Linked DNA regions of Homo sapiens: region 1 is linked to region 2. Evidence: read pairs that join two places in POLR2A ChIA-PET (ENCODE). Cell type or tissue: IMR-90. All regions are shown on one strand. Each heading gives the region's core, and the rest is flanking DNA. Links, peaks and the distances in the headings are about the cores only. Region 1 has its middle 7.6 kb from the start of LRRC23. Region 2 has its middle 15 kb from the start of C1S.

Region 1 (5,348 bases), core at 318-5,317, 180 kb after region 2:
TATTGATGGATATTAACTTTTTTTTAAAAATTGTCCATATTACAAATAACGCTGTTTAAATCCCCATAGATATATCTTTGCTCTTCTGCATGAGTACTCTGTAGCAGTATTCCTCAAATGTTAACGTGTATAGAAATTGCTTGAGGATCTCATTGAAATGTAGACCTCTCAAGTGATGCTGATGCTCTTGATTCATGGACTACGCATTGAGTAATATGACTATGTGGGAAACTTTTTTTTTTCTTTCCCAGGCTGGAGTGCAGTGGTGCAATCATCATGGCTCACTGCAGCCCCAACATCCTAAGCTCAGGTGATTCTCCTAACTCAGCCTCCCAGGTAGCTGGGACTACAGGCGCATGTCACCATGCCTAGCTAATTTTTTGCAATTTTTGTAGACACGGGTATTTCTCTATATTGCCCAGGCTAGTCTTGAACTCCTGGACTGAAGCCATCTGCCCGCCTCAGCTTCCCAAAGTGCTGGGATTACAGACAGGCAGGAGCCACCGTGCCCGGCGTACATTCTTAGAAGGTAGAATTTCTGGGTCAAATGGTACGTACTTTGCCAATCTTAATATGTCAAAAAATAGCTTTTGAGGGCTGGGTACAGTGGCTCACGCCTGTAATCCCAGCACTTTGTAAGGCTGAGGCGGGCTGATCATCTGAGTTTAGGAGTTTGAGACCAGCCTGGCCAAAATGGTGAAGCCCCTTCTCTACTAAAATACAAAAATTGGCCAGGCACAGTGACTCACACAGTAATCCCAGCACTTGGGGAGGCTGAGGCGGGCAGATCACGAGGTCAGGAGTTCGAGACCAGCCTGGCCAACATGGCAAAACCCCATATCTACCCCCCCCCCCAAAAAAAAAAAATAGCCGGGTGTGGTGGTGGCACATGCCTGTAATTCCAGCTACTGGGAGGCTGAGGCAGGATAATCGCTTGAACCCAGGAGGCAGAGATTGCAGTAAGCTGAGATCACGCCACTGCACTCCAGCCTGGGTGACAGAGTAAGACTCTGTCTCAATAAATAAATAAATAAATAAATAAATACAAATAAATTAGCTGGCATGGTGGCACACACCTGTAATCCCAGCTACTTGGGTGGCTAATGTACAAGAATCTCTTGAACCTGAGAGACAGGGGTTGCAGTGAGCCAAGATTACGTCACTGCACTCCAGCCTGGATGACAGAGCAAGACCCTGTCTCGAAAAAAACAAACAAAAATAACATTATTCTAACTCTTCTAAAGATTGTTATTTTACAGTATTTTTTTTTTTTTTTTTTGAGACAGAGTTTCTCTCTTGTCACCCAGGCTGGAGTGCAATGGCACAATCTCAGCTCACTGCAACCTCCGCCTCCTGGGTTCAAATGATTCTCCTGCCTCAGCCTCCCGAGTAGTTGGGATTAGAGGTGTGTGACGCCACACCTGGTTGATTTTTGTATTTTTAGTAGAGATGGAGTTTCACCATGTTGGCCAGGCTGGTCTCGAACTCCTGACCTCAGGTGATCCACCCGCCTCAGCCTCCCAAAGTGCTGGGATTACAGGCATGAGCCACCGTGCCTGGCCAGTATTTTTTCTTTTTCTTTTTGAGACAGAGTCTCGCTCTGTCACCAGGCTGGAGTGCAGTGGAGTGATCTCGGCTCACCACAACCTCCGACTCCCTGGTTCAAGTGATTCTCCTGCCTCCGCCTCCTGAGTAGCTGGGATTACAGGCACGCACCACCACACCCAGCTAATTTTTCTATTTTTAGTAGAGATGGGATTTCACCATGTTGGCCAGGATGGTCTCAATCTCCTGACCTCATGATCCGCCCGCCTCAGCCTCCCAAAGTGCTGGGATTACAGGCGTGAGCCACCACTCCCGGCCCTGGCCAGTATATTCTTAAATATTACTGTTGAGCCATATATATGACAATGGTGGACTTTGATGAATATCTGCACATCTGTAGTAAAATGTGAAGCTATCTTCATTCTGTTGGTATGGTAAACTTTTAAAATATCTTACTTTTTAAAAAGAGTTGGTTTGTGTGTTTTCTATGCTTACAAATTTTTCCATAGTACTGTAGATCATTTTAGTGATTAAATTTGACCCTTTTGACAGAAAAACAGGTCAATGAGTTCCTTGGGATCAAGAAGGGGTTGACTTCTTGATCTTGATCTTGAGGGAACTGTTAGAGTGATTCTACGATTGTTCTATGTCTTGATTATGATAGGACTATGCATTTGTCAGAGCTTATACTTAACAGGGTGATTTTTTTTTTTTTTTTTGAGATGGAGTCTTGCTCTGTCACCCAGGCTGGAGTGAAATGGCAAGATCTCGGCTCACTGCAACCTCTGCTTCCTGGGTTCAAGCGATTCTAGTGCCTTAGCCTCCCGAGTAGCTGGAATTACAAGCACGTGCCACCCTCCCACTTCAGCCTCCTAAGTAGCTGGGACTGCAGGTGCGCCCCACCATGCCCAGCTAATTTTTAACTTTTTTTTTGTAAAGATGGAGTCTCACTATGTTGCAGAGACTGGTCTGGAACTCCTGGGCTCAAGCGATTCTCCTGCCTTGGCCTCCCAAAGTGCTGGGGTTACAGGCATGAGCCACCATGCCCAGCCAGCCAAGTGCAACTGTTAACTGATTATAGCTGTATAACAAATCATCTCAAAACGTAGCAGCTTAAAACAGCAAAATGTATTATCTCAGTTTCTCAGGAATCCAAGAGTGGCCCAGGTGGGTTCCAGTCAAACGGCTGGCTGGAGCTGCCGTTATCTGAAGGCTTGGCTGGGGCTGAAGGATTTGCTTCCAAGATGGCTTACTCACATGGTTGTTGGCAAGACAGTTCCTTACCATCTGGACTTCTCCACAGGGCCTGAGTGCCCTCATAACATGGCAGCTGGCTTCCCCCAGAGCAAGTGATCCAAGAGAGAAAGAGACCAAGATGAAAGCCACTCTGCCTTTAACTGAGTCTCCAAAGTCACACACCATCACTTCCACTTTATGCTATTCTTTAGACGCCAGTCACTAAGTCCAGCCCACACTCAAGTGGAGGGGAATAAGGCTCACCTCTTAAAAGGAAGAGTATCACAGAATTCATGGACATATTTTTAAACCACCACACAGACACATTAACTTCTTGTCTCTTATACATTTTGAAAATATTTTCCTACTTTGTCATTTCACTTTGCTTATAGAGTGTCACCTTACAGAAATTTGACATTTGTGTGTAGTCCCAACTGCCAGTCTCTTGCATAAGGCTTCTGAACTGTGGGTCTGGTTCAGAAAAGCCTTTTTCACCCCTAAGGTTATGAAAATATTCTCTTGACTATTTTGATGGTATTTAAATATTTTTCGGTCTTTATTACATCTAGAATAGGTTGGTATATAGTGTGAGGTAGGGGAGCCAAAAGGGGAGCCAATTTTTTTCTACATCATTTATTGATTAATCCCATTCTTCTCTACTGACTTGAAATGCCATCTTTATCATATATATGGGTTTTATTCCTGGACCCTATTATCTTCCATTGATCTCTATGTCTACTGCTGCTCCAATGTCATACTGTCATAACTATTGATTTTAGTATTGATTTTTCTCTATATATCATATATCCTGCCACCTTATTATTTCTTTTTTTTTTTGAGACAGGGTCTTTTTTGTTTTTTAAGACAGAGTCTCACTGTGTCACCCAGGCTGGAGTGCAGTGGTGCAGTCTCGGCTCACTGCAACCTCTGCTCCCGTCAAGCGATTCTCGTGCCTCAGCCTCCTGAGTAGTTGGGATTACAGGCGCACACCACCTTGGCCAGTTTTTTAGTAGTAGTAGTAGTAGTAGTAGTAGTAGTAGTAGTAGTAGTAGTAGATTTGGGGTTTTGCCATGTTGGCCAGGCTAATCTCAAACTCCTGGGCTCAAGCAATCCACCTGCCTCAGCCTCTTAAAATGTTGGGATTACAGGCGTTAGCCACCACCCCTGGCCTGAGACAGGGTCTTGCTTTGTCACTCAAACTGGAGTGCAGTTTGGGAACATGGCTCATTGCAGCCTCAAACTCCTGGGCTCAAGTAATGCCTTGGCCTCCCAAGTAACTAGAATCACCTAGTTACCGGGCATGCCACCATGCCTGGATAATTAATTTTTAAAATTGTTTTGTAGAGATAGGGTCTCACTATGTTCCTTGGGCTACTCCCCAATTCCTGGGCTCAAGAGATCCTCCTGCCTCAGCCTTCCAAAATGCTGGGATTACAGGCATGAACCACCATGCCCGGCCTTCTTTTTTTTTTTTTTTTTTTTTTGAGACGAAGTCTCGCTTTTGTCCCCCAGGCTGGAGTGCAATGGCGCGATCTCGGCTCACTGCAACCTCCGCCTCCCAGCGGAGAATCAAGCGATTCTCCTGCCTCAGCCTCCCGAGTAGCTGGGATTACAGGTGCTCCCACCATACCCAGCTAATTTTTGTATTTTTAGTAGAAACGGGGTTTCACCATGTTGGCCAGGCTGGTCTCGAACTCCTGACCTCAGGTGATTCGCCCGCCTCAGCCTTCCAAAGTGCTGGGATTATAGCCGTGAGCCACTGCGCCCGACCCAGGCCTTCTTTTCCTTTAGAAACAGGGTCTTGGTCTGTCACTCAAGCTGGAGTGCAGTGGTGTGATCACAGCTCACTGCAGCCTCAACAACCCAAGCTCAACCAATCCTCCTACCTCAGCCTCCCAAGCAGCTGGGACTACAAGCACACACCACCATGCCTGGGTAATTTGTGTGTGTGTGTGTCTGTGTGTGTTTTGTAGAGACGAGGTTTTGCCATGTTGCCCAGGCTGGTCTTGAGTTCCTGGGCTCAAGATATCTGTCTGCTTCAGCCTCCTGAAGTGCTGGGACTACAGGCATGAGCCACCGCACCCAGCCCACCTTATTGTTTCTAATAATAGAATAGACTATTGGATAGAAAGAAGTAGAAAAACTCAATAAATTCTAAAATGTTACTTTAAATTCTTAAAATAGATAGCAAATGCATATATATGGTATATATCTAGCATATGATTCAGTGAAGGTAGAAGAATCTTGAAAGTTTAGGAAGCTGAAGATGATAAGTGTATGGAGTAAGGAGGTAGGGATGGAGAGGAAGACTCAACAAGACTCAGCAACTGAATGGACATAGGACATGGAGAAGATGAATATATCCAACTAGTTAGTGGTAATGGAACACTGTATTACTCTGTTTTCATACCCTATAAAGAACTGCCCAAGACTGGGTAATTTATAAAGAAAAGAGGTTTAATTGAGTCACAGTTCTGCATGGCTGGGGAGGCCTCAGGAACTTTGCAATCATGGCAAAAGGAGAAGCAGCCATGTCTTACATGGTAGCAGGCGAGAGAGTGTGAAGG
Region 2 (5,408 bases), core at 111-5,110:
CAAAATATTGGAATCCTGCATTCTGAAAGGTATCTGGTACCAAAGTTTCAGGTAAATTATGGAATATCCAAATGATGAAATGCAATGTAACCATTCAATCCTTACTACAGACAGCATGGTAAGTGAAAACAAGTAAAATGCAGAATGTATAAAATATTATGTATAAAACGCTACCGTTTCCATTTGTAGCCAGGTGGTGGCACATGCCTGTAGTACCAGCTACTTGGGAGACTGAGGTGGGAGGATGGCTTGAGCCTGGGAGGTCGAAGCTGCAATGAACTATGATCACACCACTGTACTCCAGCCTGAGCGACACAGCAAGGCTCTGTCTCAAAAATAAATGAAATAAAATAATAAAATGCTACTATTTGTATACATAACAGGAGTAGGCATATATCACTTACATGTGTATAAAAGATCACTAGAAAGATATACAAGAAATATTGGTGGTCTCTGGGGGGACATAGGAGTGGAAGGAAAAGTTATCACTGTATGCTGTTTTGATCTTTCAAAGTTTTAACCATGTAGGTGTTTTACCTATTCAAAAAATAGATGGTGCTCTTTAAATAAAAAAAAAAATTAGGCTGGAAGCAGTGGCTCATGCCTATAATCCTAGCACTTTAGGAGGTCGAGGCTGGAGAATCATCTGAGCCCAGGAGTTCGAGACCAACCTGGTCAGAACCAACTGGTGACATCAGATGTTTAAAAAAAAAAAAAAACAAAAACCGTGAAAGAAGACTAACCCGGGCAACATAGTGAGATTCCATCATTATAAAAAATTAAAAATTAGCTGGACATGATGATGTGTGCCTGTGGTCCCAGCTACTCAGGAGGCTGAAACAGGAGGCACACTTGAGCGCAGGAATTCGAGGCTGTAGTGAGCAATGTTCTCACCACTGCACTCCAGCCTGGGCAACAGAGCAAGACTCTGTATTTAAAAAAATATAGAAAATAAGAATTTAAAAATTGTAAAGGAGTAGCCTCATTGAAAAAGTTGACATGTATCAAAGATCGGAGGAAGTTAGACATTCAGAGACCTAGGGAAAGAATATTCCAGGAAGAAGCCAAGGGCCCTGAAGTGAGCAGCTGCCTGATCCATCAGAGAATGCGCAGGCAGCCACGCCATGTTCTGGGCAGAGTGCTCCGTGTGCACACATTGAAAGGCTCATGCTGGCTGCTGAATTGAAGACATACTACAGCTGAAAAAGGGCATAAAAAGGACCAATTCGGTGGCAATTACAGTAATGCAGGCAAGAAGTGATGGTAGCTCAGAGCAGGGGTGCAGTGGAAGTGGTGAGAAGTGGTCAGATTATGGATAAAACTTAAAGAAGAACCAAAGGGTTTCCTGACGGAGTAGACACTGGAAGGGGAGGGGTGAGAAAATGGTGTCAGCTTGATGGGGATGAGTACGAGACGAGCAGGTCTGATAGGTTCTGTCTGGAACATGTTGATTTTCAGATGGCTACTAGTTTAGGGCCAAGAAGAAGGAGATTTACCGACCTCCTGAACCAAACAACAACAAAGAAGACTAAAATACATGAAACAACGGTTTTTGAGACACTGGACATTGGACAAAAAAAGACAACGATGCCTGAGAGACTGGGCCCATTTTACTGCCTTGAGAGAGTTTCCAAGCTGAGTTGCTAGAAGGAGAAATCCAGGTAGGACTCAGTCAGCTCCCTGACTTGAGGAGACACAGGCCCAGATCCAGGAAACCAAGGCCCCTGGAGGTCACAGAACTGAGGATCAGGGAGGAGAAAGGTACACAGAGAGATGGCCAGAAGTCTGCAGAGGATCCCACAAGTATTTAACTGAGTACTGCTCAGCACTCACATGTGAGAAAACTACCTGGGGATGGGGAGAATCCCAATAACATCAGCAGAGGGAACGCCACCCGGCAATCACCAGGCCTGGGAACAGTGCCTGATGCCACCAGCCAGCCTGGAAACCGTCATGCCCCACAGGGCATTGGGAAGAGAATGCAGGAGGCTCTCGCCTCTGTTGTAGGGCCCAGGCTGACCAGGACCATGACCACCAAGGTAGGAGGAAAACCTGGGGAGCTCAGTGCTCAGAAGCCAAGGAAAGAAAGTGCATCGAGGTGGAGATAAAGACTGAGCATCCATCCTTGGATGGAGCAATGTCAGAGTCATTGGTGACCCAGAAAAGCACAGTATGGTGGAATGATAGGGGGAAAAGCCAGAGCCAAGTTGGAGAGAGAGCGGGAGAGTAGGAACTGGAAACAGGGTATAATCAATTATTTTAAGGAATTTGCTGCAAACGGAAGCAAATAAATAGGGAAAGCTGTTGGAGGAATTGTGGTCAAGAGAAGTCTGTCTTAAGTTTAGAGGAATTACAACATGTTAACATACAGATAGGAATTACACAATAGGGAGGGAAATGGTGATGGGGTGGGTGGAGATGGAATCGAGTTGGAAGCATGGATAAGTCACCAACGGATAAGTTAACACACATGCCAGCTGAGTGTAAGGGAACAGATGCCAGTATTCCAGTAGATGTGGTGGTGGTAGAAGCTCTCTGCTAGGTTTCATGTGTCTTGGTGAGGTAGAAAATAAGGTCATCAGCTGAGAATGAGGATGGAGAATTTCAGGGGTGTGAGAAGAGAGAAGAAATGAAATAGTCATCTGGGACAGTGGGATTGAGAATGGATTAGGGAATTTTGATTGCCTGGGAGCATGAAGGGTTCATTTGAGATTCATGGCCAACAGTTAAAAGGGAGACAGTTGTTCTTTTGTGAGACATTCTCACCTTTTTTGAGACAGTTGTGTGAGCTTGTGTGTTTTCCCCTAGCCACTAGCAGCCGTACCATTCAGGCACACAGGAAGCAGGGTTTTATTACGTCAAGTGAGCATATTGAAACCAAAGAAGAGCCAGATGTGGTGGCTCATCCCTACAATCCCATCACTTTGGGAGACCATGGAGAGAAGATTGCTTGAGGCCAAGAGTTCAAGACCAGCCTGGGCAACATAGCGAGACCCTGTCTCTACAAAAAAATTAAAAATTAGCCAGGTGTGGTAGTGCATGACTGTAGTCTCAGTGTCTCAGGAGGCTGAGGTGGGAGGACTCCTTAAACCCAGGAGTTTGGGGCTACAGTAAGCTGTCATTATGCCACTGTACTCCAGCGTGGGCAACAGAGTGCGACCCCGTCTAAAAGAAAGAGAGAGAGAGAGAGAGGAAGGAACAGAAGGAGGGAGGGAAGAAGGGAAGGGAAGGAAGGAAGGAAGGAAAATAACAGGCATGCAGGAAAAAAAAATCATATTTTCAGAGGATAGATGATGACAGTGAGGACAACACAGGACACCAAAACGGAGGCAAGCCACCAAGGACCGGGAAAAGAGACCTGAAAGGCTTAGGGCCACTTAAGGCAAACTCGAGACAACTTCGTAAATTGCTGGAAAAAAATTCTACATAAATTGTATCACAATTATGTGGCAGAGCAGGTAAAGTTCATCTAGGTCCAACCTAGGTGTTCAGTGTTTTCCAAAACCTCTCCTCGGGGGTCTCTGTCAAGCCTTTTGGGGTCAGCCCTGCCCCACACAACCGGCCTCTGCTTGGCCCTATGAGAAGGCCAAATTCTCCCTTTTAGGTCTTCTTCAGTCCTACTCAGATCTGACACACTCACCTGCAGTGGCCCCAGGATTCTTCTCTGCTGTCCTGACTTCTCCCCCAACTAGGTGCTCAGGTGCTTTTTTTGCTTTCATCCCTGCTTCCGTGCATTTTTATTCTGTGAATTTTTATTTCTGTGATTTTTTTTTTTTTGAGACAGAGGCTCGCTCTGTCACGCAGGCTGGAGTGCGGTGGCGTGATCTAGGCTCACTGCAACCTCTGCCTCCCAGGTTCAAATGATTCTTCTGCCTCAGCTTGCTGAATAGCTGGGACTACAGGTGCCCGCCATGACGCCCGGCTAATTTTGTATTTTTAGTAGAGACGGGGTTTCACCGTGTTAGCCAAGATGATCTCAATCTCCCGACCTCATGATCCGCCCGCCTCGGCCTCCCAAAGTGCTGGGATTATAGGCATGAGCCATAGCGCCCGGCCCTATTTCTGTGGATTTTTATTCTAGCCATCCTCTTTTATTTTTTCTGTTAAAAACCTTAAGTTCTTCTTGCTTTCTGTCTAAGAGAGATCAAGAAACATTTTCATTTTATCCATGAATAGGCAGATGCCCAGAAAAACCTGAGCATATTATGCCAAAAATATTTCACACTCAGTCCTTAAGCAATGAAGACAAAAGAAATGATTTGTTTCCACATTAAACCTAAAGGGAGATAGATACACAATGCAAACAGCCCATTTGGAGATGAGGCAGAACACAATGGTTACAATCAGAATGAGCTCCTTCCTGGCAGCTGCAGGTCTTCTGTGTTCTTTGTAGTCCCTTATAGAGGAAGAGAGATTTTTTTTAAAACAGATGCTTCCATTCAGGAAACTAGGTCCATCAGAGACTTTCCCTGTAGGTTTTGCTCTGGGGGGGGGGGGTTCCCCCGTTGTGGTTCCTGTTACCACAACTTCATCTCCCTCAATATGTCCAGTCTCTGCTTTTCTCTGGTTCAAGGGTGGACATACCCAAAATCAATTTCCTCTTAGGACAAATGAGAGAAGCTGGATCTTTCCAATGTGTCTTTTTATGATTGTAAGAGAAAATAAAAAAGGATGTGAGTACAAAACGTAGCAAGAGGGAAATCTTGGTAGTGATGGAATTGTTTCGTATCTTGACTGCAGAGGTGCTCACATGAGTCTCCAATGTAGTAAAATAACACAAAACTGCCCTTGCACATTGTACCAACATGAGTTTCCTGGTTTAGATATTGTACTGTAGTTACCTAAGATGTAGCCATTAGGGGAAATAGCGCCTCTCTGTACTAACTTTGCAACTTCTTGTGAATATGTCAAAAGAAAAAGGGTTTTGTTAAATCATTATTTTAAAAACCATGGCAGAGTTTGTGGATCTGATCAAGATTAAATAAAGCTGTGTTGTGTCCGTGTGTGTGTGTGTGTGTGTGTGTGTGTGTGTGTGTGTGTGTGTGAGACGGAATCTCACTCTGCTGCCCAGGCTGGAATGCAGTGGTGCCATCTCGGCTCACTGCAATACCAGGTTCAAGCGATTCTCCTGCCTCAGCCTCCCGAGTAGCTGGGATTACAAGCACCTGCCACCACACCTGGCTAATTTTTGTATTTTTAGTAGAGACAAGGTTTCACTGTGTTGGTCAGGCTGCTCTCAAACTCCTGACCTCATGTGATCCATCCTCCCTGGCCTCCCAAAGTGCTGGGATTACAGGTGTGAGTCACCACGCCTCACATCATATTTTCAATTTTTAAAATAATAACCAATATGCAGGAAAAAAGTCACATTTCCACTGAATATGTTTCTGATTCTAGCAGTCACTGTA

Evidence for each region. ChIA-PET counts read pairs that join two places held together with the same protein. Peaks named below come from ENCODE experiments on the same cell type or tissue, not always from the same donor. Only the 100,000 strongest peaks of a DNase experiment are listed, where the experiment ranks them.
Region 1: POLR2A ChIA-PET joins it to region 2 with 5 read pairs; 4 of 35 experiments call an interaction of 5 or more read pairs at or near these places.

What each region holds. Positions count from the first base shown.
Region 1 is chr12:6,894,504-6,899,851 of GRCh38, reverse strand. No RefSeq gene overlaps it. Among named protein-coding and RNA genes, the nearest start is that of LRRC23, 7.6 kb to the left of the region's middle. In IMR-90, for the core only: no CTCF peak of the experiment used is centred there; no DNase peak of the experiment used is centred there.
Region 2 is chr12:7,073,156-7,078,563 of GRCh38, reverse strand. No RefSeq gene overlaps it. Among named protein-coding and RNA genes, the nearest start is that of C1S, 15 kb to the right of the region's middle. In IMR-90, for the core only: no CTCF peak of the experiment used is centred there; a DNase peak (open chromatin) is centred at 2,393; H3K27ac peaks cover 867 bases.